2 separate regions of the Homo sapiens genome follow, and region 2 is linked to region 1. A link is a loop called in an ENCODE intact Hi-C map of the cell type or tissue named here. Cell type or tissue: mesothelial cell of epicardium. All regions are shown on one strand. Links, peaks and the distances in the headings refer to the core of each region. The heading gives the core; the rest is flanking DNA.

Evidence for each region. Peaks named below come from ENCODE experiments on the same cell type or tissue, not always from the same donor. Only the 100,000 strongest peaks of a DNase experiment are listed, where the experiment ranks them.
Region 2: it touches region 1 in a loop (10-fold over the local background); 4 of 110 quality-filtered maps call a loop at or near these places.

What each region holds. Positions count from the first base shown.
Region 1 is chr1:46,542,286-46,557,595 of GRCh38, forward strand. KNCN (kinocilin) reads right to left here and starts at 9,362. Exons shown (of 4, transcript NM_001322255.2): 1 at 8,780-9,362; 2 at 7,649-7,717; 3 at 6,908-6,982; 4 at 3,356-5,524. The coding sequence starts at 8,930. The coding sequence ends at 5,445. It overlaps MKNK1-AS1 (MKNK1 antisense RNA 1), which reads left to right. Exons shown (of 8, transcript NR_038403.1): 3 at 1,409-1,483. MKNK1 (MAPK interacting serine/threonine kinase 1) reads right to left here. Exons shown (of 13, transcript NM_001135553.4): 13 at 15,122-15,310. RefSeq lists enhancers at 5,047-5,547, 5,548-6,048, 7,485-8,124, 13,582-14,083, 14,084-14,583. In mesothelial cell of epicardium, for the core only: no CTCF peak of the experiment used is centred there; a DNase peak (open chromatin) is centred at 7,506.
Region 2 is chr1:46,692,877-46,708,186 of GRCh38, forward strand. EFCAB14 (EF-hand calcium binding domain 14) reads right to left here. Exons shown (of 11, transcript NM_014774.3): 3 at 15,030-15,175; 4 at 3,675-3,773. Among named protein-coding and RNA genes, the nearest start is that of EFCAB14, 19 kb to the right of the region's middle. In mesothelial cell of epicardium, for the core only: no CTCF peak of the experiment used is centred there; no DNase peak of the experiment used is centred there.

The DNA.
Region 1 (15,310 bases), core at 4,132-12,131:
CTGCCACCTCAAGTCTATGCCTAAACTGCCAAGCCTTGTAGGTGAAAAAACCACAGCGGGGCGGCACGGGCCCTTTGTACATCCACATCCCTGGCATCACTGTGGTCCTTAAGGATCCCGGGAAACCTCCCACTTCCTAGTCTGAGCTCACCAACCCGTCACTGGACTGTACCTCCCACTGGATGCACCTAAGAAGGCCTCTCCCATCTTGAAACAAAACCCTTCTTCAACCCCACATCTGCCTCCAGCTAACACTCTGTCCCTTTCTTGAAAGCACTGTCTGCAGTATATATCTCATCTCCTTGTCAAGAGCCAATCCACTCCAGTCTGGTTTCTGCCCCATCACACCACAGACTGCTTTCACCAAGGCCACCAGCTGACTCCTTTTTGCTGAATTCCATGAACACTGTTCAACCCTTAGCTAACTTGACCTCTCCAGAGCTTGGGACCTACTGAAGCCTCCCTCCTGGAAACATACTCTTCCCCTGGGATACAGTTTCCTCAATTTCATCTTCGCCCACAGAGCCCACAGACCCAGCCAGAAAATCTGGGCTTCATCCTCAGCTCCTGTCTCCTGAGGCGTCCCTCCACACATTTGCCATCTATCACAAAGCCCTGCAGACTCTCCCTGCCAAGCATCCCAGAATCCATCCCTTCCTCTCTAGTCTCACCACTGCACCATCTCTCCTCCTAGGATCGTCATGGCTGCTGCCCAGCCCTGCCCCCCTCCCCACCCCCACCTTGATTTTGCTCTTGCAGGGCTGACCTCACCAGGTGTGTGAGCTCCCTGTGCCTGAGCCCTGAGCCTACTTTCTCTTCCCCTGGCTGACCCCAGCTCTACCTTCAGAGTGCAGCTGGGATGCTGCTTCCTTCCTTCCTTCTTTCAGATTTCCAAAACTCTGCAAATCAGGGCTCTTAAACTCCCGATACCCTCATGGTGCCATGACTCCTGTGTCCAGGTCTGCAGGCCCCAGCCATCTTCCTTGAGGGCCAAGATTATGTCCACCTTGTTTGTTGCAGTATCCCCAGCGGGGGGGCGGGGGGAGGAGCGGTGCCTGCCACTCCCCAGGTGAATATTGGTTAAATAAATGGCCCAGTGAATACTGGTTAAATAAATGGTGGGGGAGGCATTGGTCAGAGAGGCGTTTTCTGCCCTCCTGGCTTCCCCTGTCTCGGATTTGAAGTTGCTCTGTGCTCTCTTCTCTCCCATCCCCTCCTCACTTTGGGCCTTGGGGAGGATGTGGAGGGGACAGGTGAGATTCTAGGGCAGAGTCCTACCCAGTTCAGAGCAGGGCGGGGTCAGAGTGGAGCAGAGGAACCCCCGAGCCAGCGGCCAGTGCCTGCGGAGTGTCTCCCCTTCTCCTGCTCCCTCTCTATCTTTCTCACCCCTGTCCTCTCACGGCTACAGGTTCTTGACCACTTGTCTGGGCACTGCTCCTGTCTCCTGGAGCTCAGGCTGGATGGAGTCTCTCCCCTAGTTCAGGTAAGCGTCCCCTCAGCCCCCTCCCGCCAGCGTCCCCCAGCTCCTTCACTTGCCTGAGCCCGTCCGTGGACACTCCCCTGCGGGTCCGACCAGGCTGACCCTTGAGCACCCTGGGTCAGCAGGAAGGAAAGACCCCGAGAGCGCAGGACCACCAAGAGAGGCCGGGCCACCTCCTCCGCCGTCCGCTGACTTCTAGGGGCTGGGCCGGCGCACAGCAAGGGGGTTGGAGGTGGGGTCGCCCTCTCCCACGCGGCTGGGTTTCCAGGCGGTGTCCTGGGCCGAGCCGCTTGGAGATCCTAGATCAGCATGTGGGTGGGAAAGGGCGCCCCGTCCTGGGCCCCCCCGCCCCTGCGCGCAGAGCAGAGACGCGCAGACCCGCTCCCACTCCGCTTGGCTCCCTTGGAGCAGCCCCGGCGGCGGCAGCGATGGGCTGGGAGGGGCCGGCACGCTGGCCTGCGCGGGTCCCCAGCCGCCTCCCGCCACCCGGAACCCCTCTCCTTCAAGCGTTGACCGCCGACCCACAGCTCCCCTTCAACCCGGGGCGAGCGGGGTTCTTACCATACACCTCCCCTCTCCGCTCGGTTCCATCCTTCTCCCGTTCTCCTCTAGGCTTCACGGTTTGCAAGCACCCTTGCAAATAACTCCTAGCCCACCCACACCGTCTCGTCCGCACTTTCCGAGAGCCAGGCACGGATATATTGCAACTCACTCTAGGGCAGGGGGCAGGGGTACAAGTCGAACTGGCTCTGCCTTCAACTTCAAATGGATTCTTCTTTCTGGAGCGGGGCTGGAGCTGTGGGGCGGGGGAGGGGGGATTTTTCCAGGGATGGACTTGTTTTCAGCACCCCTTTCCCAATCAACCACCAATCCTGCACCCTAGAAAGGGGTGTGGACATGAGCCTGTCTAGGGAGTGACTCTATCTCCTGGTGGTGTGTGTAGGAACTTTTTGGGATGAGGGCTGGGGAGGAAGTGCTGGGCAGCAGGCCCACCTCAAGGCTGGGCGTGTGGGAGGGAGGACTGAGGTGTGCTGACTTTCCAGACCCTGGAAGAGTTCAGCTGAAAGAGCATCTCTCCAACCTCTGCCTTCGTTCGTTTACTCATCCATTCATAAACCCTACCCGATGTGACTGTGTGCCAGGCAGCCTTCATGCTGACAGTGGCCCTGTGGGGGAGGGCTACCATATCCTCCCTTTGCATCTGGGGAAAGCCAGGCTCAAGGCCCCACAGCCTCTTGCCCCAGCCCCTGGGAACCAGGATGTGAGTTTTATCTCCAGACTCCAGCCCCAGCCTGTGCAGTCCTCCTCCAGGTTGGCCCAGCAGGCATGTGACTTCAAGGAATCTGCTTGGACCAAGTACTCCCCACCTTTAGATCACTTGTGTGTTCTCAGCACCCAGCCTAGGGCTGGGCACAGTCACAGTCACAGTCCTGGTGTGAGAATGGCTATTGGAAAGAACCAATTTCATTTCTTGAACAGACCACGGGAAGAGCTTGGTTCAAGGACCTGTCCCTGTCTACGCCCCTGTCCCATGCTGAAATATTGGAGGGTTCTACTCCCTAACACTACCTACCATACCACCCATGCCAGCTAGGCCTGACCTCACCTTTTCTCGAAGTGTGAGGGGGAGAAGCCACATGTCTCCACATTGACTACTCCTGTGACCACAGGGAGGGAGTGGGGAGGTTGAGGTTGGGGATGTACTTGAGCAAAATGTATTGGGATATTCACCTGGGCTGGAGGGAAGATGTTTCAGGAAGCCCACTGCAGGGAAAAAGAGGAACTAGAGTCCCAGGATCAAGAATTTCCACTCAGTTTAAGGGTCTTTTGAAGCCTTACCCAGTTCTTCCCCAGTGGACATAGCTCTTGCCGTTGTATGCTTTCATTCCTTGATTTATTCCACCTGGTCCCCAGCATCTCTCTCTGCCTGGCCCTGCCAGGCATCGGGGATTCCATAGCCCCACCCTGGGGAGAGCATGGCTGAGAGGGGTTGATGGGCAGGGGGGAGGGAACCACACTCTCCACAGCTCAGTCTCCACATCCCCCATTCCCACCCCCTCCACCCTGGGGCATCTCTGGGGCACTGAGGTGAGGATCGAAGATGGATAGGAGGAAGGGTCTCCTCATTGATTGAGGAGGGACCAGCAGCCTGAGATATTGTTGATGATAATGAAGGAAAGGAGAAGGGGCAGGGAATAGGCAGCAGCTGGGTGGAGAGGAGGGCAGTTCAAAGAGAGGAAGTTGCTTCTCTCAGCTGAAGGAAACGAAGTCTCTACACCTAGCCAGCATTTGTGGAAGGCAGCCCCTTCATGGAGGTCTGTCGCACTGTTGTCAGAGAACTGATCCCTGCCACTTGTGCAGAGGACAGCAGAAGATAGAGCCTTGGATAGGGAGAGATAGGAGACCTGGCTGCAGGCCTGGCCCCGTGATCTTTCACCATGGGACTCGATGAGTCCTTTTTCCAGTGGGGCCTCAGCTTTCCCATCTGAGATGGACTCTGTGCTTCAGAAAACTTTGGTTTTTCCAACATCCACTGGGGTGTCGTCTGGGTGCCTGGCCCTCTGCTCCCACTCTCAAGAGGGGAAATAGACAAAGGCCACTCAGATTGGTCTGTGAAGGAGGGAAACCCTGGGGCTGGGAAGCACAGTGAAGTCAGGGGAGGCTTCTAAGAGGAAGTGCCGTCTCCATTGATCCTGGAAGAAGGACGTGATTTCTAGCTTGTCTTCTGCTCACTAAACCAGGCCAGAGGCCGTATGGAGAGGGTATCTCTGTAGAGGTCAAACAACTCTGCCTGGAGGGTGCAGGTGTGGAGGGAGGAACAATGTTTTCTGTGAGGCCACACCTGGGCCTCCTTGCTCTACCCACGGTAGATGGGACTTTGAAGTGGCTTCCCAGGGAAAGCCTAGGGAATTGTTTTTACATTAAATTGAATCCATTAACATTTATTAAGCACCTACTGGTCTGGTGCTAGACACTAGAGCAGGGGCAACGTTCAGTAGACTTAAGATGGTTTAATAATTGTTTTGTGAAAAGGAAGACTTCAGCCCTGCCTGAAAGGTGGCAAGACAGAGGTTGGTGGAAGAGAATGAGGAAACCACGTGGGTAGGAGATTTTTTGAACGGGGACTTTAAAAGTGGGGTGTTTGATAGGCAGACAGAAGCAGGGAGGGTGCTGGAGAACACAGGGCAAAGCTTGGAGACAGGAATGTGTTTTGCTTGTTCAGGGAGCAGTGAGAAGATGGGAGGAAGAGAGAAGTCAGATCACAAAAAGCCTTGAGTGGTGGAGTTAAGACACCAAGGGTCTCAGGCCTGGGCTCAGCTGAGAAGTTGCCTCCTCTGACCCCCAGGCGAAGTTGTTTGTACCTGTCCCTTTGTGAGCCCCCCAAATTCCCCCATCTGATTCACTGCTGCTCAGAGCCTGTCCCTGAGGAACTGCCAGGAGTTTTGATATTTGGAAAAGAATCTTGTCTAGCCCCTCTATTGGGCTAGTGAGCTCTAGAGCCCCTGGGCTAGACCGTGGGGGTGGAGGGTCCCTGTCTGTGGTTCTTGTGGGCCTGTGGTTCACTTCTGTAGCCGGGTTAGAGCAAGGGACTGGGGCATCCTGGTCATAGTCAGGGCCTTGGACCCCAAATTCCAGAGAAACAAATCAGTAGATTGAACAGGCAACAAAGCTGAGCTGCAGTCCAGAAAGAAAGGCCAGGGCAGGAGCCTGAAACATGGGAACCCTGTGGGGGCGTCCGGCGACACCTTGCTCCAGGTCCCAGCCCACACCAGTGGAATCCATTTTGGAGAGGCTTGGCCGGGCGAGTGCAAAAGGCCCCATTCCAGACACTGTTCCCAGCCGCTCTGGGGTCTGCAGGGCCTGGCTTGTCTCCGGTCCGGGTCTCCTAACCCAGGAGGGCACTGACATAGGGGCAGCAGGCAGGATGGGAGGGCAGGGCATGGGCAGCCGCTCAGACTTTGCCTCAGCATTCCTCAGCCCCCCGGGTCCCCGGCTTCAGCTTCTCCAGGGTCCTGCTCACGGTGGACAGGCTGCTGCGGGCTCCTGGGGGAGAGAACAGGGACGAGGACTGCCTCCGTAGACAGGTCCCCATGGAGTTGTCAGGGTCAGAGGAACTCAGAGGGACCCAAGGCCGGGGTGCCTGGTTGACCCCAGGGCAGAGCTGGGATAGAATGGGGAGAGGGGAGCATCCCAGGGGACAGTTTCAGCCCAGTTTAAAGAGGTACCTCCAGTCAGGATGGCTTTCAAGAGGGCAGCAGCATAGGCCGGGGGTAGAGGCGGGACCCCGGAGCCCACTGCCTGGTTTGAGCTTTGACTGCCGCACTTCCTGGCTGTGTGGTCTTGGGCATGTCACTAAATCTCCCTGTGCCTCGGTTGCCCCTTATGTAAAATGAAACTAATGATAGTGCTGCCCTCATGTGGTTGTTGTGAGACTTAAAAGAGCGAATAATAGATGAACAGGGCTGGGAACAGTGTCTGGAATGGGGCCTTTCACTGAGTATTAGGCATCCAACCCCTGGTGGCAGAGACTGGGCTGGGACCATCTTTGAGAAACTCCTGCCCTGGAACTTTCCAGGTGTGGGGTGGAAGAACAAGGAGATGCCCAGTTTGGGGTATGAACTTTAAACTGGGGTGGTTAAAGCTAGTACCCAAAGCTGGTACCCATGGCCTCTTTAAACTGGGCTGAAACTGTCCCCTGGCATGTCCCCCCCTCCCCATTCTATCCCAGCTCTGCCCTGGGCACTGGGAACCCCAGCTTGGGTCCCTTTGAGTTCCTCTGACCCTGGGAGAGATGGGAGAGGGGAGTGGGAAAATAAACTGAGGTATAGGACCTGGGGGAGGGGAAAGGGAGGGAGGGGAAGGGGCAGGGAGGTGCCCTCATTCCAGTGTCCACGCTGGGCAAGACAGAAGCCCTCAGAGTAAGCAAGAGGAGATCAGTTCAGCTTGGAGCAGCAAGGGTCTGACTGTGCACCTGGGGAAAGTGCCAGCAGTACCGTCTCCCCGCACTGGGGAGGCCCCTTCGGCATGCCGCTCAAGGCTCCCGGGCCCCATGGAGCTGCTCAGTCAGGGAGGGGAGATGAAAGATGGATTCAGGCTGGGCACGGTGGCTCACGCCTATAATCCCAGCACTTTGGGAGGCCGAGGCGGGTGGATCACCTGAGGTTGGGAGTTCGAGACCAGCCTGACCAACATGGAGAAACCCCGTCTCTACTAAAAATACAAAAATTAGCCAGGCGTGGTGGCACATGTCTGTAATCCCAGCTGCTCGGGAGGCTGAGGCAGGAGAATTGCTTGAAACCGGGAGGTGGAGGTTGCAGTGAGCCGAGATCATGCCATTGCACTCCAGCCTGGGCAACACGAGCAAAACTCTGTCTCAAAAAAAAAAAAGAAAAAAGAAGGATGGACTCGGGAATTTCTGGAACTTACCTTCCTTGTTGCCATTGGTGCTGGATCTTCCTTCCCCGTGGTCTGCCCCTGGATGGGGATGGATTCTTAGGCTCCCTGCAGGATGAGACCACCCCAAGCCCCCTGATTACTGAGCCATTCCCCAAATCAAGCCTAGGTTGGGAAGGGAAGTCCTTCTTGCTATCTAGTCTCCATCCCTGATGCTGTCTTTGCTCCACTGCATTCCTTTAGGTCTCACATGATCTGGGCTGATTTGGGCAGGAGAAAAAGAACTGGGCCCTTGAAGGAGAAAATGGCAGATCTTTTAGGGAGGTGAGGTCCCGGGGAGAACTGGGGCCATGAGAAGCCCCATAGGATTGGTGGAGATGGCAGCCTGTATGTGGGGAGCTGAGATGAGGTGGGAGCTGTGCAGAGGCTGTGGGGTCTTAGGGGAAATAGAGGGTCTTTCATGGGGGCTCAGGGATGGAGAGGGAGTTATTTAGAGATGTTGGAGGCTTTGGGGAGTCATAAAATCTCTCAAGGGAGATGAACTTCCCAGCTCTGAGCTGGTTCAGGCACCTTTGCTGCAGGCTGGATTCTGCCGTTCTGTAGTCATGGCAACGCCTGCACAACACACACACACACAGCAGCTCTAACACAGACAGCTAGCGCGGTCTCACACATGGGCTCATCCCAGCCACACAGTGGGTCACAGACGAGCACACAAAGGGTCTGGAACAGTCCTTGGCAGAGGGGTCTGCTGGGGTCAGGGAGAGGCCTCACCTATGGTAGGCAGGATGTGGTCCAGGTTGAACCGAGCCTTCAGGAAGGGGTAGGCCAAGATGAGGAGCCCTGAGAAGAGACACAGGGGGTTCTGTGATGGGGAGGAGCCTGGTGAGTGTTGAGGCTGTGGGTGGGCTGGGAGCCTGAGGGGTGGTTTGTGAGATATGGGTGTGCATGGGAGGAGCACAGTGTGCAGACTTGGGACTGTGAGTGTGTAAATGTGAGCCTGTGGGTGTGTGCATCTGGGTTGGTGGGGGCAGTGCCTGTTTGGGGAAGAGGCTACAGACTGTGAAGGCCCCACCTGCCTGGCTCCACCGTTCCTAAGTGAAGAGCAGGTTGCTGGAATGAGCCTGGCTGACACCACCACTGCGTCTCTGCTGTCCCCACGCTTCCCCAGGGCCCCCAGGGCCGGACTGGGTGCTTGTCCTCAGCATGTTCCTCCCCACCCAGACCTGGGGAGCAGGAGCAGTGGAGCCAGTCCTGCCTTGCCCGCCCCCGCTCCATCCCCCGATGAGCATCTGTGCCAGAACCCGCAGGTGTAGATACCTAAAGCCCCCTAGCCTGATGCTTCTGGTCCTGCCTTTGGCCTGGGCGGGGGCGGGGGGTGGGGTGAGGTGAGGTGAGGTGAGGGATGGCATTCAGCGTCACTGCGGGGCAATCAGTGGGCGTGGCCCCACACAGATAGATGGACACAGCTGCTGTGGAGGCAAACAGGGAAAGAAGACGAAACCCTTTTTCTGAGCTGGAGCCTGTCTTGGCTCAGAGAGTCCTCAGGAGCTCTGTCCTTTTACCTGCCGCCATCAACCCCCTGTTCCGCCCAGATAGGCTGATGAATCCCACCACAAATCCAGGAGCCTAGAGCTTGGGGCTGGAGAGCCAGTGGGAGTAGCCAGAAAAGAGTGTGACGGCCAGCTCTCCTTCTTTTCTCCTCCCTGTGGCTGGAAGGAGCCCCAGCGCGTCGCTCCTCTCCCGCCTGTGCCCCTGATGGCGGCCTTGCTCACACCTCTAGCTTCCGTTCTCCCCAGCTGATTCCTGCTGACCCAGCCCTTCCCTGTTCCTTGTTCACCTGACGATGCCCCTGCCCCCACCTCCAGAATCTCCCTTCCCTATCCCAGCCCAGCCCCTGCTCACCCAGAACAGCAGCGCCAATAAAGACACCGCCCATGGCAGCTGCAGCCTTGGATACGGAGATGCCGATAATGATGCTGCCAGCCACCAGCCCGAGAGCCACGCAGGCCAGCTGCAGGCCGCGGAAGTCTCTGCTGCTGATGGGGATGTCCATGCAGGCCCACCCGGGGCACTGCCTCCAGCCGGTGCAGTCTGGCCCCAGAAAAGTCCTGGAAGTTTCTGGGCTCTTGGATGTCTCCTTGTTGGCGCTCCAACTTCAGGGTAGGAGTTTCTGGGCAGTAAGATGATAGGTGGGGAACCCTGGGATTTATCTGCAGTCCTATTCCACTGCTCCACTACGGGCCCCCCAGTCCCACCTTGACCAGGGATCTGTACGAGGTCACCCAGCTTACTCTTCCTCTCTCAAAGCCCTCTGAAGCTGAAGCCCACCCTTGGGACTCCTGTCTGGCTACATTTCTGCTTTGGCTGCCAGAGTTCTAGGGAGCTGGGCCTGTTCCATAGGATCCTTCCCTGCCAGCCTCCACCCAGGAGAGTTCAAGCTCCCCTGCCCAGGACATCCTGCCCCAGCTTCCTAGAGCCACTTACTTGCCACTGAACCTCAGCCTATGAAAATTTAAAGCAATGAGAGGCAGGGTGAGGGGGGAGTTGGTCCAGCGGCCACAGGCTCCTCAGAGATGTAGGCAGCAGGGAGGTGCTGAGTTATTCATGAGGTTGCAATGTGAGTGGCTGTCTGGGTCCCAGGGCCCAGCGGGCAGTCAGCCCAGGTTCCACTGCTGGTTCCTGAGGAGGAAGAACGAGCTGGTGGCTTTGCATGTCGTTCAGAAGCCAGGGATGTGAGGAGACTCCTGATCACATGCTCAGGGCCCGCTGTAATGTGCTCTGCCCTTTGGCCTGGAGGTGCACCTGGGGTCTCTGCTTGGAGTCTGAGATAGACACACAGCAGGAGGCTCAAGAGACAGGAACTGCACCTGGTATGGAAAGCGGACAGGGAGAGGCATCCCTCCAAGTCTGCTCCCTACCCCTGCCCATCCCATCCCCATCCTGTCCACCTCTGGGCTCCCAGGTAGGGCTGAGGGCGTCCTAGTTTGAGGCTTGATCTCAGGGGACTCCCTTGTCCTCAGGTGGGCTTGGTACCCACCCCCCTTTTAGTGGCCAGTGGAATGGAGAGTGAACCCTTCTAGCCACCTTGGGGATCCCGACTGGGAGTGAAAGGGAAGAGCAGTGGTGGTGCTGGTGTGGGCAGGAGGAAAACACCTAAGGGGTAGGGTAGAGAAGAGGACTTGGTAGGGGCTAGGTGCCGGGAGTGGGAGGCTGGGTCATGGTTGGTGCCTTCCCATCCGCTGAACTGAGCACCTGCACCCAGCCTGTCTGAGTTACTTGCAGGATGCCCCACCCCAAGGCTGGGCAGTGGTCACCAATGCAGCCTAGCCCTGAGCCCTGCCCCGGCCCCCAGTTCCAGCCTTTATCATTCATTGCGTTATTTGGCCCTTTATGGATTGGGGACCCCCCAGTCTCAGAATATGGCCCCGGCCTGGCCCTGCACCTGGGCACAATTCCTAGGGTCCCATAATCCTGCTCGGAGTCCCGTCGCCAGCCTCCCTGGCCTCTCTTTGGATGCCCCCTCTCTGCACTGCATCTGCAGTCTCATATTGCCAGGCTCAACTTCTTGTTCCTCCACCTGCCTCCATGGCTGCCCTGTTCTTGTTCTATCTCCTCTGTAGGCTGAGAGCCCCTTGAGGGCAGGTTCCAGGAGTGAGCTCCCCAGAATGCTGTGGCTGGGAGGGACCTGAGCTAGGCTTCTGAACATGAGGACAGAGTTCAGGGAGAGGGCTTGGACTGCACAACCACCTCCAGTCATCAAAGAGGAGGGCTGTGGACACAAGGGAACCTCTGTCTCTAACAAGAGGCATTCCTTGTATGTGGAGAAGGGGGCCTGAGAAGGCCCAGGGTCACCTGAGTTGGAGCTTCGGCTCATGATGAGTCTGTAGAGAGGGGTGACTGCAGCACACAGATGGGCCCTGGACTGTGTTCCTGTTCCCCACAGAGGGAACACCCCTGGAGCTGGGCATTCCCCAGCCACGGTGCTGCTGCCAGCATCTGCTGTGCCTCCTGCCTGGATGAGATCTGATTATTCCTCTAATTAGGCATCAAATCATAGCCCATGTCTCTGTCACACATAATTGATCCCCCACTGACTTAGTTTTAGAAGGAGCCACCAAAATAATTGTCCATGAAACGTGTTCCTTGCTCCTCTCAAAGTCTAAGGCTGAGGGCGACTCTCTCACACCCTCACCAAGATAGAAGCTCTTGGGGCCGCGTTTTCCACCTCGCACTATGGGGCTCGGGCCAGCCATTCCACCTCCCTGAGCCCACTGCCTTGTCTGGTGATGGGGATGGGGGTGGCAGAGGCACCTGTGCACTGCTTCAGATCTCAGAAAACACTGTGATCTCAAAGGAGAGGCACGTTAAGCCTTTTTCAGTTCCAAGATCACAGAACCAGGGCCGTCCCAGCTCTTCATATAGGTGGGGAATCCAAGACATGGGGAGACAGAGGAATTGCCCCAGAGTCCTCATGGATTCTGCCCCTCTGGGAAGTACTCTGGCCTATCTGCCCCTGAATTTCAACACTGTCTTAGTTGAGGTGGGAGGAACTGGCAGACCCACCTTCAGAGGGAGACATTGAGTTAAAAAATTAGTCAAGGGACCAGGCACTGTGGGATTACAATCCCAGCACTTTGGGAGGCTGAGGCGGGAGAATTGCTTGAGGCCAGGAGTTCAAGACCAGCCTGGGAAACATGGTGAAACCCTGTCTCTACAAAAACAAAAATTATCCAGGCACAGTGGTGTGTGCTTGTAGTCCCAGCTACTTGGGAGGCCGAGGTGGGAGGATCGCTTGAGGAGGAGGTTGCAGTGAGCTGAGATCACACCACTGCACTCCAGCCTGGGCGATGGGTGTGAAATCCTGGCTCAAACAAACAAACAAAACAAAACAATGAAAATCAGTCAAGGCCTGCCTCTTTCCCTCAGGACCAGGAGTGCATCATTAAAGGTTCCCAAAACAGTTGTGATGTAGAGAGGGAGGCCTGCCAATTCTTTCCTCAGTTTGGGCTATATCATCTCTGAAAAAGAAAATGTGTGTCCTTGAGTGACGTGCTCAGAGCAATAGGTAAGTGAGTTCAGGAACCTCTCTGTGAGCCATGCTGAGAGGGAGGCCCAAGGCACCAGGGCTCCATCGCCCCACCAACCCTCCACCCCTCCCAAGGATTGGAGCCTCCCCGCTGAACCTGGGTGCTCTTGGAGGCCACAGTTCTCAGGCATGGCAAGGCCACGGGCACATTGCTGAGTTCCATCACCCAGTCTCTTCTCTCTGTCTCCTGCTGAGGCAAGGACTGTGGAGCGTCTGCCCATGCTCCTTCCTTCTCAGTGCACCAAGTCCAAGTGTGGCGTGGGGGTGGGGAGGAACAGTGGGCGAAAAGGCCCCAGTTTGGTTTGGTTCTGTTTATTTTCCTTGAGGGGTGAGAACCCTGGAAAAGAGCGTGATTAATTCACCAATCCCCCGGGGGACAGGTAGCTTTCTTGGACCATTTGGAAGCTGAAGTCAGGGAAGTGGCTTCCAAGGCAACTGCTACCATGGCAACAAGAGTGCCAGCCTTTGGGGGACCTTGCTCCTCAGCCCCCTCCAGACCTGAAGCGGCTGGAGTGCTGGCATGGGACCAAGGCACCACTATTCATGGGGCTGGGTGTGGGAGGGCAGTCGGCCAGGAGGGAGGAGGCGCCCCCAGAGCCCAGGCAGGTAGACACACAGAGGGACAAAAACTGGACGGTCCCTGTGCCCAGAGGCCCTCAGACTGGAGTCCTCAGGATCCAGCTGAATCAGGGCTGGGGCTGGGGCTGGGGCCAAGGCCTGATCACTAGGTTTGAGAAGAGAGACCTGAGGTTTGAGACACTCCAACTGGCTGGGACCAGTGCTCTCCTTCTAGGCCCCGCCCACGCATGAGCTCTGGAGCTGGGGAGCTGCCTTCCATTATCGCAGATCCTATGCCTGGAAGGGGCTCTGTGGTCTCAGAGCCTCCTCAGTGCATCTGCTGGATCTGCCTCTGTCCAGCAGAGCCAGGACTTCCAAGGTCACCAGTGAATAGTGGCAGAGGCAGTACTGGAACCCAGGGCTCAGGTCCGAACTTCAGGCTCTTCCTGTTGTGCCACAGCTGCCCCTCTGGGCCAGGGACTGCATCCCGGAGGGGTGGAGCAGCCTGTCTGCCGGAGGATCCTACAGAGGGACAGAGTCCTGGCTCATCTTAAGAGGCCCAGACCTACCTCCACAGCACACAGTGCTTCTGTAGAGTGCTCCCGGAGCCAAGGACCAGGGAGGGCTCGTCTCTAGCACTGGGACCATGAGTTGTGTAATTCTGCCCTGGTAGATAACAGTAAATACAGGAGTCCCCCATTATCCCTCGGGGACACGTTCTAAGGCCCTTGGTGGATGTCTCAAACCGTGGACAGTACCAAACTCTATATATACTATCATTTTTCCTATACATACGTATCTGTGATAAAGTTTAATTTATAAATTAGGTATAGTAAGAGATTAACAAAATAGAACAATTGTAACAATATATTGTAATAAAATTATATGGCTGTGGTCTCTCAAAATATCCTATTGTGTTGTACTCACCTATTTTGACCACATAATTCACTTAATTATGGAATTAAGCGAAACTGTGGATCAATGGGGACTACTTGATTAGCTAAAACTATAATAGCTAACATTTATGGAGCACTTACTATGTGGGCCTGGAACTGCTCTCAACACTTTGCATTCATTAATTTGTAACTTTCACAACAGTACCATGAAGTAAGCACTATCATCCCCATTTAGAGTTGAAGAAACTGACTCTCAGAGATTAACTGGCCCAAGCCCCAGAGCTAGTAAGTGGCAGAGCTGGGATTTGAATGCAGGCAGCACAGCGCGGCGTCCCAAGCCTTCCTGGAGGGAATTCCAGTTCCACCATTCCTAGCTGTATAGCCCTGGGCAAGCTATTTTTCCTTTCTCTGCTTGGTTTTCATGTCAAGTGGGATAAAATAATAGTACCTACCTCAGAGGACTGCTGAGAATTAAATGCTAATGCCCGTAAACTTCTTAGAAAGTACCTGTTACTTAGTAAGTGCATGACAATGCTGGCAAAACCAAGGTCAGCCAAAACCAAGGTCATGGCGTTTAAGCAGAGCCATGCAGGATGAGAGGGGCCTTGCCAGGTGGGCCAGGCTGGGGAGGTGGGCTGAGAAAGGGCACAGCTTGAGCCAAGGCACAGATGGGGAGTTGCAGCTGGGCAGGGTGTGGGCCAGGGGTGGAGAGTGCCTGACCCAGGAAGCCCCCTTGAAGACACGTTCCTGTTGGGCCTCCCACTAGGCCGGGCTGGGGTTCAGGGTTAGAACTCACATCCTGGTTCTGGGTCTCCAGGGGCTGGGAGTCTGTGGGCCAAAAGGATCAGATTTTGCAGGTCTGTTTTCCTCACCAAGCCCACTCCAGGTAGATGAAAAAGGGATGTGAGGGTGTCAGGGTTACTGTCAAGGGAAGACTGTCAACAAACAGTATGTATCATCAACGGGGAGGCATTCATGGCGTAGGACAGCTGGGGATGTGGCCCGTCACCTGCCCCAAGTGAAGAGCCCCTAATCCCATCTCCCCTCTCTGCCATCCCGAGGGAGAGCAGCTGTCATCAGCACCCAGTCCACTGCCCACTCAGACCTCCCTTGCCACCTCCTTGGGAACTTATAAAGGTCCTTTCCACCCCAGTCCTCTCCTGTCTGGCTCTGATGATCGCCTGGGACAATGGGCACTTTAGTGCCCACTTTAGTCCTTTGCGTGATGTACATGAGGGCTGTGGATAGGAGGTGCTATTTTTCTTTGTTGCATAGTCCCGGGCACATGACACACCCTTGATAAAGGCTTAGTAATGCTTTAGACAGAGGAGAAATTTGTTTCCTGCTTGTGGGCTGCTGGGCACAGAGGACATCTATTAAAGTACATTCTGGTCTCCTGTGTCATGGTTGCTGACACCACCTCTACCACTTGATGGGGAGATCCTAGAAAGCAGAGGCTGTTTCTTACTCATTTCTGGGTCCTGGCTCAGAAGAAGCAATTGATAAAAGTTTGATGAATTTCATTTCCTCACCTAGGAAAAAAATAGCAATTTCTCCTTCACTTTGTTTTTTGGGTCAAATACGGTTTTTATTCAGGGGTCCCAATAAGAGATACCTTCTCCCCACCTGGCTGGACTTAGACCCAGTTTAGAAGGCCAGTCTCCTCCTCAGGTCTGCAGGTAAAAAAAAAAAAGGACCACCAAATAGGCCACACATAGAATTTCAGTTTTATTAAAATAAGCACAATGTATAAAAGCACCGTGGTGTTGTATAAACGTCTGCCTGACAAATGCAAATCTATTTTCTTTATGTAACTCAATAGTTCCACTTATCTGAATGGCTGTACCTTCATGCACACGGGCAGCAGGCACTGCATTGCTCAAACAGGGAAGT
Region 2 (15,310 bases), core at 4,686-12,685, 150 kb after region 1:
TTCCCTAAAGAAAAAATATTAGTTTATAAATCTGGAACCCAGGGATAAGGTTCTCTCACAAACTGCCTCTGTCAATCCCTGCTGTGGGAAGGCAGATGGCCGAGCTAACACAGTAGACTGCCACTTGTTAGGAGCAAAGGACACTTCGAGCAAAAGTGGGAGGGAACCATATCTGGCTTTGGGAAACTCAATACTGCAGAGATGAAAAAAAAGTAGAATCCTGTCAGCAACCACTGAATAGGGATATGAGTAGTGGCTTACTTTGCTTTCATTAGCCCTAAAAAGCCCAAGTGGACAGGGAACTTGGAGATATAATTCAGAAGCCATGTTTTAAAAAAAGCCTGTCCTAAGGGAACATCTAAAAGGGTGTTACTATTCAGTGAGTTTTGGCCTTTTCAAGACATGCTGACAGTTTTACAGTGCCACATTAGTATTTTTAACCAAGGTCATTTTTATTACACTGATATCCAAGAATCCAAGAGAACACGAGATGACACTAATAAAAATTACATGAGATACAATAAAGTTAGGTATTTGGCATGACCTACCACTTCAAAACTGAGCCACTTGAAAGAAACACAGTGCCTGGCATGATAAACACACAGATTTGCAAAGAGACAACACACTGGGTAAAAGTATCTAAGCTGGTTTGCTATCTATGTAAGCTCTGTTGCTATCTATGTAAGCTCTGAATGCCTGTTGCAAAAGCTACAGGCATTCAAAGACACCTACTGTTTGTGAATCCAATCCTCACTGGCTGGATGTATGAACCCATTGGGATGCCAGAAGATAGTAAGCTCTTGTTTAAGGATTTTTTTTTTCTTTTCTTTTTTCCCCTAAGGAAGCAACTGACAGAGCCATGTGAACTCTGGAGCAAAACTCTGAAACTAGTATTCCCATCAACAGCAAAGTGCCTGGTACATACTGGAGGAAGTTCCACAAATGTTTATTGAATGAATAAATTCAAGAATAAACCAGTTTCCTTTTCTGGTACCAAAACAGAGATATAGACCAATGGAACAGAACAGAGCCCTCAGAAATAATACCACACATCTACAACCATCTGATCTTTGACAAACCTGACAAAAACAAAAAATGGGAAAGGATTCCCTATTTAATAAATGGTGCTGGGAAAACTGGCTAGCCATATGTAGAAAGCTGAAACTGGATCCCTTCCTTACACCTTATACAAAAATTAATTCAAGATGGATTAAATACTTAAATGTTAGACCTAAAACCATAAAAACCCTAGAAGAAAACCTAGGCAATACCATTCAGGACATAGGCATGGGCAAGGACTTCATGTCTAAAACACCAAAAGCAATGGCAACAAAAGCCAAAATTGACAAATGGGATCTAACTAAACTAAAGAGCTTCTGCACAGCAAAAGAAACTACCATCAGAGTGAACAGGCAACCTACAGAATGGAAGAAAATTTTTGCAATCTCCTCATCTGACAAACGGCTAATATCCAGAATCTACAAAGAACTTAAACAAATTTACAAGAAAAAATCAAACAACCCCATCAAAAAGTGGGTGAAGGATACGAACAGACACTTCTCAAAAGAAGACATTTATGCAGCCAACAGACACATGAAAAAATGCTCATCATCACTGGCCATCACAGAAATGCAAATCAAAACCACAATGAGATACCATCTCACACCAGTTAGAATGGTGATCATTAAAAATCAGGAAACAACAGGTGCTGGAGAGGATGTGGAGAAATAGGAACACTTTTACACTGTTGGTGGGACTGTAAACTAGTTCAACCATTGTGGAAGACAGTGTGGAGATTCCTCAAGGATCTAGAACTAGAAATACCATTTGACCCAGCCATCCCGTTACTGGGTATATACCCAAAGGATTATAAATCATGTTGCTATAAAGACACACGCACACTTATGTTTATTGCGGCACTATTCACAATAGCAAAGACTTGGAACCAACCCAAATGTCCATCAGTGATAGACTAGATTAAGAAAACATGGCAGATATACACCATGGAATACTATGCAGCCATAAAAAATGATGAGTTCATGTTCTTTGTAGGGACATGGATGAAGCTGGAAACCATCATTCTCAGCAAACTATTGCAAGGACAAAAAACCAAACACTGCATGTTCTCACTCATAGGTGGGAATTGAACAATGAGAACACTTGGACACAGGAAGGGGAACATCACACACCGGGGCCTGTTTTGGGGTGGGGGGAGGGATAGCATTAGGAGATATACCTAATGTAAATGATGAGTTAATGGGTGCAGCACACCAACATGGCACATATATACATACGTAACAAACCTGCACGTTGTGCACATGTACCCTAGAACTTAAAGTGTAATAAAAAAAAGAATAAACCAGTTTCCTTTTCTAATGCAAGACTGTGAGAGCTGCTTCTGTACTAATGGCTACAGAAGCCTATCATTTCCTGAATTGGCCCTAGGAACAACGGCAAGAATCTGGCCTCATCAGAGTTGTCCCTACCCCTTTTTTTTCCCCCCGAATTTGTAAGTAGATGGCCACATTGGACAAGTAGCAAATTATGGAGACTGAGCACACACAGATGGTGTGGCTATAAAATAGCAAATTTTGTCTTCGCTTATGGCTTAGAAATTTCTTGCTCCTTTGTGGAAAGAATTCATATGCTCATAGACCCTGGCACATAATCTGACCAAACTTAGCACATATTTTTATAATTCAAAGATCCTAGATTTGATATCCACCGTTTGGGGAATCCCTTCTTCCATTTCCTGTGTCAGGGGATGATGTTCTTTATGTTCGAATTAGGCACCTCTTCTGCCTTCCTACCCCTATCCACTCTTCCCGTCCATCTCTAAGGATCCCTGAGTACTATTCATCTGGTTGGTCACAGCTCACTGTAGCCTCAACCTCCCAGGCTCAAGTGATCTTCCTACTTCAGCCTCCCATGTAGCTGGGACTACAGTTGTGTGCCACCATGCCCAGCTAACTTTAAAATTTTTTGTAAAGACGAGGTCTCCCTATGTTGCCCAGGCTGGTCTGTAATTCCTGGGTTCAAGTGATCCTCCTGGCTCAGCCTCCCAAAACGTTGGGATTACAGTCATGAGCTACCATGCCCAGCCTCCAAAGTGATTTTTACCAATTAATACTCCTAGCAGGAGCAGGAGTGTTTGAAAATTTCCTTCGTTCCACATATCCTTGCCAACACTTGTTTCCTGAATTTTTAATTTTTGCATTTCCCCAGGTCATCTTTTTTTTTTTTTTTTAACTTTCTTAATTATGGAAAGTAACAGAGATTTAGGGTAACTATCATGTACAATTGGTCTGCTTTGATGAAGATATTGTGAGTGGTGAACTGAAAAAGCAAGCTGAAAAGCGAACCCATATATGCTAACACAAGAGTGCCAGCAGAGCAATTCTGGGACTCAGAGAGCCAAATAAAAAGGTATGAACCCATATAAATCACAGCTGAGGTAACCTGTTGCAAATTAAAGGCCTAACTAACCAGACCAAAACAAAATTGTTCTGAATTCTTTAGGACACAGTGATACACTCCATTACTGCCCTCTTGGAGCAGCTGATTTCAAATGCTAGGCTTTCAATGAAAACTTATAAGAAGCTAGAATTATGGCAAATAGTACCCACACATGGCACCTACCTTCTGAAGTCTCTGTACCCACACATGGCACCTACCTTCTGAAGTCCCTCTACAGTGGTAGGCAGGCTAATCAAGTCTGCAGCTGACTTAACATTGGCTTTGAGGTGGTTCACTGCAGAAGTCAACAGAGAAATCTGAACAAAAAAGAGTAACAAACAATGAAAACAAATGAGAATTTGTAGAGGACACGTTACCTTCACAAACTCTACGGTTGGTGATGTCAAGATAGTCTAGGATTTTATGTGTTTCTGCAACCCTGTCAGCTCACAGAAGTAAAGGAGACAGTACTTTGGATAGAGTTGGGATCTGGGAGGCAACAATAATACCCCTTCTTTCCCTGCCCAATTTGAACACTAGTGTCAAAGAGTGAAGGCAAGTGTTATTCTTTACCCTGTCCTGGCAGCACAAGATCCCAAAATCTTAAATTACTCAAAAGATGCTGTAATTATCACACACTCCCTCAACAATTGGACAGGAAGAAAGCTAATGATGAAGGATCACTTCAAAATTTCATTTTGGTAAAATGTAATACCTCAGTAATTTACCAAACTTTTGTTCCTGCCCAAGTGGGAACATATAAAGTAAAAGCCCATCTCACAAAATACAGTCTACAGGAACTGCACTCTGACAATTTGAACAGCACTTTCAACTACTTGGGGATTTGGTTTTGGTTTAAAAATGTGACTAATATTTCAAACTCAATAGCTCTACCAGAGCACTACTTTGTATCCTGAAGGGGCTCAATAAATACTCACTGACTCACTGACTGATGCAATGTATGTATTAAAATAGGAATTTAATCAAAATAAAATGAGGCTTCCGTTCTGCTATTTAGGCATAGAATTCTAAACATCTAGACTTCGCTCTTGAATGGGAACTGGGGGAACCTGTGTAATAGTCAGTTTCAGGCTGCAGAGACAATATTCTAAAAGCTTTGCAGTTTGGCTCGAAACACTTGAAAGACTCTTAGTTCTAAACCGCTTTCCCATTCTAAATTCTAGGATGAGAACACAGATCTACCAATAGCAATTATATTCAGAGTGGCCTCAGAGTACCCACCAGTTTCTGGGCACTTGTTATGGGCCAAGCACAGTGGTAGGCACTGGGGGGTGTAAGACAAAACAGAACCTGATTCCCTACTCATTCCTTTAGCAAATGTTTGGCATCTCTGTGCCAGACACTGCTGCAGTCATTGTGGAGACAGCAGAGAGGCAAACAAGACCATGAAGCTCTGCTCTCATGGAGCATACATCCTAGTAAAAGGTGACAGAAAAACAAAGAAAAGAAATCAGATTGTAATAAGTACTGTGCTAAGAATTTTTTCCTTTCTCTCTCTCTCTTTTTTTTTTTTTTTTTGAGACAGTCTTGCTCTGTTGCCCAGGCTGGAGTACAGTGCAGTGATCTTGGCTCACCGCAGCCTCTGCCTCCTGGGTTCAAGTGATTCTCGTGCCTCAGCCTCCTGAGTAGCCGGGATTACAGGTGCATGCCCCTACACCTGGCAAATTTTTGCATTTTTAGTAAAGATAGGGGTTTCGCCATGTTGGCCAGGCTGGTCTTGAACTCCTGGCCTTAAGTGATCCACCTGCCTTGGTCTCCCAAAGTGCTGGGATTACAGGCATGAGCCACCATGTCCGGCTATGCAAAGAATTTAATTTAAACAAAGCTCCCTGAGTAAGTAGTAGTAGCTTGGTCTGAGACAGGGAGTCTGGTAAGGAGCCTGGGAACTCGGGAACTCAAGTTCTCTTTTCCCTCTTTTCTTTTAGAAGGCAAAAGTTCAGAGGCTTAAGATGAATTTTCAGCCACTCACTAATAAAACAAATACTACTGGACCCTATTATTCACCACTGGTGAACAACACAGATGTCAGGGATCCTGTGGTGTTTACATTTTAGTGCAAGCAGACAGACACTTTTATATAGAAAAATATCAGATAGTGGGAAGCACTAGAAAAAAATTAAAATAAAGTAACTTGACAGGAGTGACTGGGTAGCAACTTTTAGACTGATCGGTCTGAGGAGGCCTCTGTAAGGAGATAAAATTTAAACTGAGATCTGAATAGTAAGAAAGAATTAATCATATGAAGATTGGATGAAGCCTATTTCAGGGAAGAGGGAACTGCTAGACCAAAAGTCCCAGTACAGGAAAGAGCTTGGCATATTCAGAGAACAGAAGTTTAGGTGGCAGGATCTCATAATGTGTGTGTGTATGTGAGAGAGACAGAGAGACAAAGTAGGTGGTGAGGCCAGTTGTGCAGTAAAGTGCCAGAACAGACAGGACTCTGTAAACCAGAACAAGCACATGGGTTTTACTTGAGGTGTGATAGGCAGGGGTGTGTAAGCAGGATAATTACATGAATGGAGACACCTTGGAGGAAGACTACTATGGCTGTCAGTAGAAATGGAGAGACCAGTAAGAAGGAGATCTGTGTAGTCTCGGCAAGAGATAATGGTGGTTTAGACTTGAGTGGTAGTAGAGGTAGTAGCAGAAGTAGAGATGATACGATTTGCTGGGACTGGGTGTTAACAGTGGGGAAGATAGAAGAATTAAGGGAAACTCTTAGGTCTCTCACCTCAAGGAGCTTTCAATATAACTGAGAGACAAGGCAAGAGTACATTAAAGAAACAATTAAGCATTAAACGTGATACTGAATAAAGTTCTGAGAAAAGGATATCAATGCAAGCTGAAAGAAACAGGCTTCGCTGAAGGAGGACTCAAATTGGACTCTGACAGAGAAGTTAGAATTTTATACATAAAAACCAAGCAGGCATTCTTTCTAGGTTAGAAGGGTGAGGGTGGCATCGGGGGATAGGGAACACAGTATGAACAGGCTCAGGAGTACTTTCTTTTCATAGCACTTCTCAAAGTGACAATGATTTGTTTAGGTGGTTATTTGATTGAGGTTTCTCTCTTCCACAAGACTATAAGCTCCACATGATCAAGGACCATGTCTCTTTTACTTTCCACAATACCCGTGATACAAAGACTGGCATTTGTTGAATGAATGGCTGAGAATTAACACTCTGTGTCTGGGATGGACATTGAGAAGGCTAGTCTAAGCAGAGTAGAAGACAGAGGCCGGGGGGTAGGAGATAAGGCTAGATAAGTAGTGAATTTATTCTTTTCATCAGTAACTGGGTATAATAATAATAACAACAACAACTATTTAACAACTATCTTATAAGGATACGTGATGGTTTCAAAATATGTCTACAAATTCTTTGATAGTCTTCTTCCCTTCAAGAGGTGAAACCTACTTCCCCTTCCCTAGAGTGTAGCCTGACATAAGTAACTTGCTTCTACAGAAGAGAATAAAGTGGAAGTGACAACTGGCAACTTTAGAAATTAGGTCACAAAAGGTCCTATGCCTTCTTCTTTGCTCTCCTTGGATTAGTCACTCTGGGGAAGGGAGCTGCCATGCTGTGAGGACACTCGAGTAGCCCCAGAATGACAAGTCCATGTTGGGAGGAACTGAGGCCTCCTACCAAAAGCCATGTGAGTGAGGAACCTCCAGCCCCAGTCAGACCTCCAGGTTATAAAGACCCGGATGACATCTTAATTGCAACCTTAGAGATCTTGGCCAGAACCAGTCTGCTAAGCTGCTCCCAAATTCCTGACATATAGAAACCGTAAGATACTAAATGACTGTTGTTTTAGGCCACTAAGTTTTGGGGTAATTTGTAACCAAGGAACAGATGATCAATACAGGCTATGAGAATTAAATGAGACATATAATCAAAGCTCTTAGCATAGTACCTGGTACAGATGAAATATCAAATAAGTGACAGTTCTTTAATAGTGAAATTAATAAGCACTAAAACATGCAATTCTACATAAGGACTCCAGAATAACCAGACTAATCATCAACATTGTAACTCTGTTCATTTAAAAACAAGATGGGTGAGAAACCTCAGTCCACAGAGATACTCTCAGCAAACCATAAACTTCCTAAGAGAAGCAATTACATTAAGGAGGTTTTCACTCATGCCTTTAAAAAGATATGAATGATATCCAGGTTTGAAAAGGACATATAGAAACAGGCATTTTCATGCTCTGCTTATGGGAGTATAAATTAGAGAAGACTTGTAAGAAGTTTATCTAGGAATATCCATCAAAATTTGAAATGTTTATATTCTTTATTTTAGCAATTTCATGTCTAGAAATCTTATAAAATAGCTCATGTACATGATATATTTTTTAAAATAATTTTTCCTTATTTGTAACAGCAAAATACTAGAAACAATTTAAATGTATATCACTAAGAATGTGCATATATTCAGTGGAAAAGCAAGCTGCAGAACATATATTGAATGACCTTATTTATTTACAAACACACACGCATGTTAACCCATAGGCTAATTCATACTAAAAACTATTATGATTTTGTAAATAGAGAACTAGGAGGATGAAGCCCACATTACTGACTGGACACCTATGGGGGCATGAGAGAGAGAGAGAGAGAGAGAGTGAGTGAGTGTGTGTGTGTGTGTGTGTGTGTGCATGTGAGATGGGAACACAGAGATGGGAATTGAAGGAAAATTTTCATAGGATTTCTGTATGTGTTTTATAGTTTAAACCTTATATAAGAATCCACTCACAAATTACTTAAGAAATTTTTAAAAAGACAAAAGATGAGAAAGAAATACACACACAGGAAAAAGACGCCACATAACTTTGCAAAGGGTTTGATGGGTTTTCTTGGCTGACCCTTTCTTCCATGCCCTCACGGGGCTTTCTGAGACCACTGTAACATGCCCAATCATAAAATGCTAGGAAGGGTTCCTGCCCCAGGTATGTTTTCCTTAGTGCCCCAAAGTATGTACACAGTTGGTTCAAGATCAGTTTGAAGGGCAAGACTATAGTTATTCCTAATACTCTTATCAATTATGTAGTTACCTTTCAGCCACCTGAGGGGACAAACACCTTCCTCCACTGACAACTGGCCAGATCCTAAAGGAAGAAGCTGTTCTTTGGGTAAAAACTCTTCTTCCAGGTACTGAAAGTTCCAACCTCCTGAGGCTATGGCAGAGTGCATGGCTAATCAGAAGTATCTCGGGAATGGTAGTGGTCTCACAAAAAGCCAGTGTGACTGGTTGGCAGCTGCCGTTTCACCCAAAGTTAAGAAGCAGCTGAAAGCCAATGCCAGCAGGATCGAGTGAGGTGCTGCTGCACTTTTCTCTGTGCTGCAAACACTCTATGCCTAGTGTATCAGCTGCCTCACTGCAAAAGCATGCTCTGGAGAGCTGACCATTAACTTTCCAGGTACCAAACATCACTTAGGTCTTCTTACTCACTTATAAAACCTGGATCACCCACTGTTCCCTAGGACTTGGCTATTTAACCCATAAATTACAAAGCTGGATTCCGTCTTCTAGCATTTCTCTCTTCAGTAAAATAATGCCAACATCTGTGGAAAGCTATAGCAAAGCTTATATATGTAACTAAAATGGAGATGAGGCACCCTCCCATTACTTTCTCTGGAATTGCTCTGGCCTCTAACAGATGCATTCTAGAATGTCAGATCAGATTCAGGCATTAGAAAAGTCACACTTTGGAATTCAGAGTCTAAAAAGTTGAATTAAATAGAACCCATTAAGAAAAATCCATATTCCAGCCAAAAGATGAGTCATGACTTTTATGCATATTACATGACTTTTCATTAGAAAAATTAAAAATAGCTACAGTAGACCATTTGCTTAATACATCATTTTATACTATGAAGTTGGAAATGCTGCTTTTTTGCTTTGGGGTTGAAGTTAAGTGTCCTTTAAATAGTAAAGAAAAAGTTATTAAAACAGACAATCATCAATGATGAGTGATTATTAGTCCTAGCAGGGACTCAGCATCATATCCTTTCAGCTTTATCTACTGAGCACCTACTGAATCCTACAGGGGCTACCAAGATGTAACGCAGCATGGGAAGCTGGAAAGAAGAGAGGCTTCCAGGACTTGAATATTTTACTTTTAGTATTGCTACACAGCTGAGTGACTGTGGACAAGCTACTTAACTTCTTTGAACCTCAGTGTTCTTAACTGTAAAATGGAGAGAACACCTCCTACTTCATAGGACTGTAGAAGCCAAGAAAGGAGATCACATGTGCAGTGCACCTAATAATGGCTGGCACAAAGAAAGCATTTAATGAATGGCAGTTATCGTCAATACCATCATCGTTATCATCATCATTGCCATCGTTTTCTTTATCATCATGCTTAAGGCTTAGAGTACAGTGTACAACTTTCTAGTGCAATTAGAAGTATATGCAAATAAGCATCACATAAGGTATTTGGACTGAGTGCTAAAAGAGAGCTACACAGAGTACTATAGGAGAAGGGCACTCAAGGTCCTTCTTGATACGGCTCTTGCTGACTTACTTATCTCTGGCCTTTTTTACCAAACCATACTGTAGCTATAATGAGTGACTAAAATTCCCTGAACACACCATGTTTTCATTCATCTATACTTTTGCACATATAGTCAATTCTCATTATTAGTGGTAGTTATGTTCTAGAAAACTTGCAACAAAACATTCAATTAGTGAATATTGAACAACTGTTCCTTGGGGAAACACAGGTTAGGTTCCTGTGAGTCCTCTGCTCGTACTTTTTTTTTTTTTGAGACAGAGTCTTGCTCTTGTCGCCCAGGCTGGAGTGCAATGGCACGATCTCAGCTCACTGCAACCTCTGCCTCCCGGGTTCAAGTGATTCTCCTGCTTTAGCCTCCCAGGTAGCTGGGATTACAGGTGCTCGCCACCACGCCTGGCTAATTTTTGTATTTTTAGTAGAGACAAGGTTTCACCATGTTGGCCAGGCTGGTCTCGAACTCCTGACCTCGTGATCCACCCACCTCGGCCTCCCAAAGTGCTGGGATTATAGGCATAAGCCACTGTGCCCGGCCTGCTCAATTTTTTTAAACTGATCAATACAATACATAACCTTGTTGTATATGTATTTCTGTTTAAAGACATCTTATTTAATGCATATTGTTGACTCATTAGCATTGAACCCACAGCCAGCAGAACCATAACTCATGCCTGAAAGAAGCCTATCTAACACATGTATTTTTTCCATAGGGAACATCACAGTCTCCCTGCACTTTGGAACAATAGACAACACATTAGCACTATGGCTGAGGGACATTTTTGAACATGGAAATCACCAAAAACAGCACAAAAATATAAAAAATATGGCATTAAATATATTGTGAAAAAGACACTGTTTACAGTATGAGAGCTGAACCAAGAAGGCAGCATGTCACCTTGTTCAAACTCAGCTGTATATATGCATGCTGGGTGACTCAAATTCCTTGCTGCTCTGCATGTGTTGATGAATGACTGCAAAAGTGCCACAAGTATAGATTTTGAGATTACAAATAAATTTACCAAGTACAGAATTGATAAATTATGAGGATCAACTGCACTAATGTTCTACCTAAAATATTCTTCTCTCTTTCTGTAGAATTCAGCTGGCCAACTCCTATTTGCCCTTCAGGACTCAGTTCAAGATCTCTAGGAAATCTCACCTGGCTCCAATCTAGGTGAGATACATACTTAAAAATGCCCTCACAATACTCATTTGGACCTATTTCTTTTTGCTTATCAGGCTGCTTTACAACTGTTTACTTTTCTATTTCCTCCATCTGATTATAAGATCCTTGAGGGAACTGGGGGCAGTGGCTCACATGTGTAATCCCAGCACTTTGGGAGGCTAAGGTGGGAGGATCACTTGATTCCAGGAGTTTGCAACTAGCCTGGGAAATAGTGAGACCCTGTCTCTATAAAAAAGAAAAAAGAGAGAGAAAGAGAAAGAAAAAAAATTAGCCAGATATGGTGGTGCGTGCCTGTAGTCCCAGCTACTCCAGAGACTGAGGTGGGAGGATCACTCGAGCCTGGGAGGTCGAGGCTGCACAGTGAGCTGTGATTGCATCACTGCACCCCAGCCTGGGTGACACAGTGAGATTGTGTCTCAAAAAAAAAAAAAAAAAAAAAAGGTCAGAGAGCTTGTTTGCCCATTCTGTTCTGCCATGTGAGGACACAACAAGAAAGTGCCATGTATGAAATAATGAGCCTCCACCAGACACCAAATCTGCTGGTGCCTTATCTTGGACTTCCCAGCCCCTGTTGTTTTTAAGTTACGTAGTCTACGATATTTTGTTATAGCAGCCCGAATGGATTTAGACAGAATCCAAAGCCTAGCTCCATAAAAGCAGCTAGGTAATTGTTGAATAATGTCTTCAAGGAAGGAGACTCCCTATAACAGTCAAGAGGGAATGAGTATAAAACCAGAGGTTTCATGAATAAAACAGAAAAGTAAATTAGATTTCAACTACTAATTTAAAGCTTTTTCAAGGGAAGATTTGATTTTAACTTTTTTTTTTTTCAAACTAATGGCTTTTTTTTCAGATTATATTAACTTCAACTTACATTGTGATAAGAACAGTTCTCGTTAAGTGATATAATAACACTTCTTGTTTGAGCCAGTTTGAATTGCTTCTAAAACAACTGCCACTAAAAGCATCTTAAGTGACAGTTATGTTTAGATATGGAAACATAGTTAAATATTACTTTAATTTTTCTACCTACTTTGGTTTAGGACAGATGCCTCTGACTTCAACAGACCATCAGAGATGTGTAACATTAATTTTAGAAAACCACTCAGACAGAGAGTGCTGAGCTCCCTTAGGAAACAACACAAGTCTCTGCTTTCCCATCACCAATGCTCTGGGCCTGCGCTCATGGTGAAGTCCTCTGTTATCAGGCTGGCTTCATAAGTCAGTCCCAGCATCTTTGAAGGCATATTGATGCTGAAATGGAAAGGGTTTCACTGCAATCTCTTCCAGTTTCATAGATGAAGCCCTAGGACAGAAGCAAACTTTCCTATTTATAGCAGGTTCTTGAATAATATTTTGTCCAATGTCATTTGGTTATAACGTTGATGGGAAAAAAATCTGACTCCTGGCTGGGGCCACTGTCTGTTTGCATGTTCTCCTCATGTTGGCATGGGTTTTCTCCAGGTACTCCCACATCACAAAACTGTGCATGTTAGGTTAGCTGGCATGTGTAAACAGTCCCAGTCTGAGTGTGAGCGTGTGTATGAGTAAGCCCTGCGATGGGGGTGGCGTCCTGTCCAGGGCTGTTTCCTGCTTTGTACCCTAAGCAGGATAGGCTCTGGCCACTCATGACCCGATCCTGCGCTGAAATAAACGGATAAATATTTTACTTGCTTTTATTCATCTTTTGTAAATGTATGTATCGCTCACGTTTATTTCAATGTTGAATACTAGATGTGTTTTGGTCTTTATCTAGAAGTGTAGTGATTTTTTTTTGTGGCCAGAAATGTGCCCTAGGAATTTAACTTTTTTTTTCTTTTTTTTGAGACAGGGTCTTGCTCTGTTGCCCAGGCTAGAGTGCAGTGACACGATTACAGCTCACTGCAGCTTCAAACTCAAAGGCTCAAGCAATCCTCCTGCTGCAGACTCCTCAGTTACTGGGACTAAAGGTGTACGCCACCATGCCCGGCTAATTATTTTTATTTTTTTCTAGAGACAGGGTCTTGCTTTGTTGCCCAGGCTGATCTGGAACTCCTTGGATCAAGTGATTCTCCCACCTTGGCCTCCCAAAGTGTTGGGATTACAGGTGTGAGCCACCACACCTGACCTTAAGTCTTCTTTATATTAATTAGCCTATGATAAAACTGGTTTCATTATATGCCATTTACTTAAGTTTACAGTTTCCAAAAACCTATCAATGACATTGAGATTTACTGTATCTGCCTTCTCAGGTGCTTCTTGCATTAAAAATAATGGCAGGCTAAGAATAAAATGATTACTTTGTGTCTAGCTTCCTGGTTAAAGAGAACTCAGAAACCAACATATGTACCAAAGATTTGAAAATCTATGTGTTTTCTCCCACCATGTACCAATATCCCCTTTGACTCTTCCTATAATGTCAGTTTACAAGAACGAGATGAAAAATAGATAGCTGACTTTGCCTTTTCATGCTGAACGGTATCATCCTCCTCTCAGAATGGTAAACTGCATGGCTGGCTACCTATATGGAATCCCCAGTTTGCCCCAGGAGAGATGCTGATTATCTTTCAGTGCTTCAATGTGGTCTACTTTCACCTGATGTAATTTGCTGTGTGAATTTAGGCAAGGCCAATTTCTCCCATCCTTTTTGCAAAAAAGGGGTGAATACCTGCTTTTCTCTAATTACTTAGAGTCCAAAGGTAAAGGACAGAGGGTAAATACTAGACGGCTGTAACTCATGAATTATTTCATGAATAATTTTGAAAGATTAAATAGAACTGAATGGAAAGTGTCATAAGGCACCATACACATTAAGAGTGAGCTACTGTTTCAGAAACGTTTATGTCAGTTACAAATAGGTATGTATGCGTTTACTGGGTAATGATGTAAAACATTTTTTACTGCAGGTTCCAGGCAAAAGTTTGGAAGTCACTGCCCCACACTATTTATCATTGGTCTTAAGTGCTGAACTGCCCCACTCCTGGACCATTGCTGAAAGGTGTGGCTTCAGATACATTTGCAAGCACTTTCTTCTAGCACAGCACTCCTTGTCACTACTGGCTCATTCTGAACTTTGTGATTCTACTCTGAACAAGACAATACCTTCTCAGCCCCAAGAAAAATAATATCTATTTTTAAGCACTTTGCATGTGTGTCATTCATCTGGTACTTGACTTTTCTTTTCTACACATATACATTTCCTAACTAAATGGAAAAAGTAGGGATGGGGCTATAGTTACCCTGTGACAAATATGGTATCCTTATACATACAAGATGCTTGATCAACATCCTTAGAATAAGCCTTTATTCTCTGGCAGAGTCCCACTTCTGGAATCAATGCCTACTCAACTCTGGTCAATTTAGGGACTGGAAAAGTTTATGTTGTATTAGGCTTATTTGACTGACCAAGGTATTTAACCAACTCCATCACCCACTCCTAAGCTATTCTTAGAATGACTACTGTTGATGATTTCCAGATTTTGTAAACTCAAATGAAATAAGCTCTCATTAGCTAATAAAAATGGGTTATCTACTTTTCTTGGGGGTTAGATGACACTCCTTTTTTATCTGACACCTATTCTACTATGTAGGAAAGGGTGATTCAAGAAACTTCCAACTTTCTCTCAACTGCTGTATTTAGTAGAATTATTTTCTTTTGCAGAAAGGATTAACATTTTAAATATCTGGTAAATGCATAACTATTTTACCTGACTTTAACATGCTGGGATTACAGTATGCAAAACCCCATTTCAAAAAGTAAAACAAACTGAAATGAATTCCCTATACCTACAATTCTCTATATCCTATTCATACTAAACAACCAAACAAATATTCATAGCTTACACAGCAAAAATCAAACTTTTAGTACCTGCTTATTCATTTCTGTGATGTTTATCCAGACTTTGTTCAAACCCATCTCTCCAGATTCAATCTTCTCAAGTTGTTTTTGCTTGCTGAGTAGTTCTTCATTAAGTTTGGGGATTTCTTGGAATGAGCTTTTCTGATTAGATTCCACTAAAAAGACAAAATAAGAACAATCATAACTAGCATAAAGTGCCCTCATGGTCCTAAGATGAAAAAATCATCAAACAGTAGGAAAGAAGATGGATTAATAAAAGTTAATTCTGACATTGTTCTTTTATTTATGTA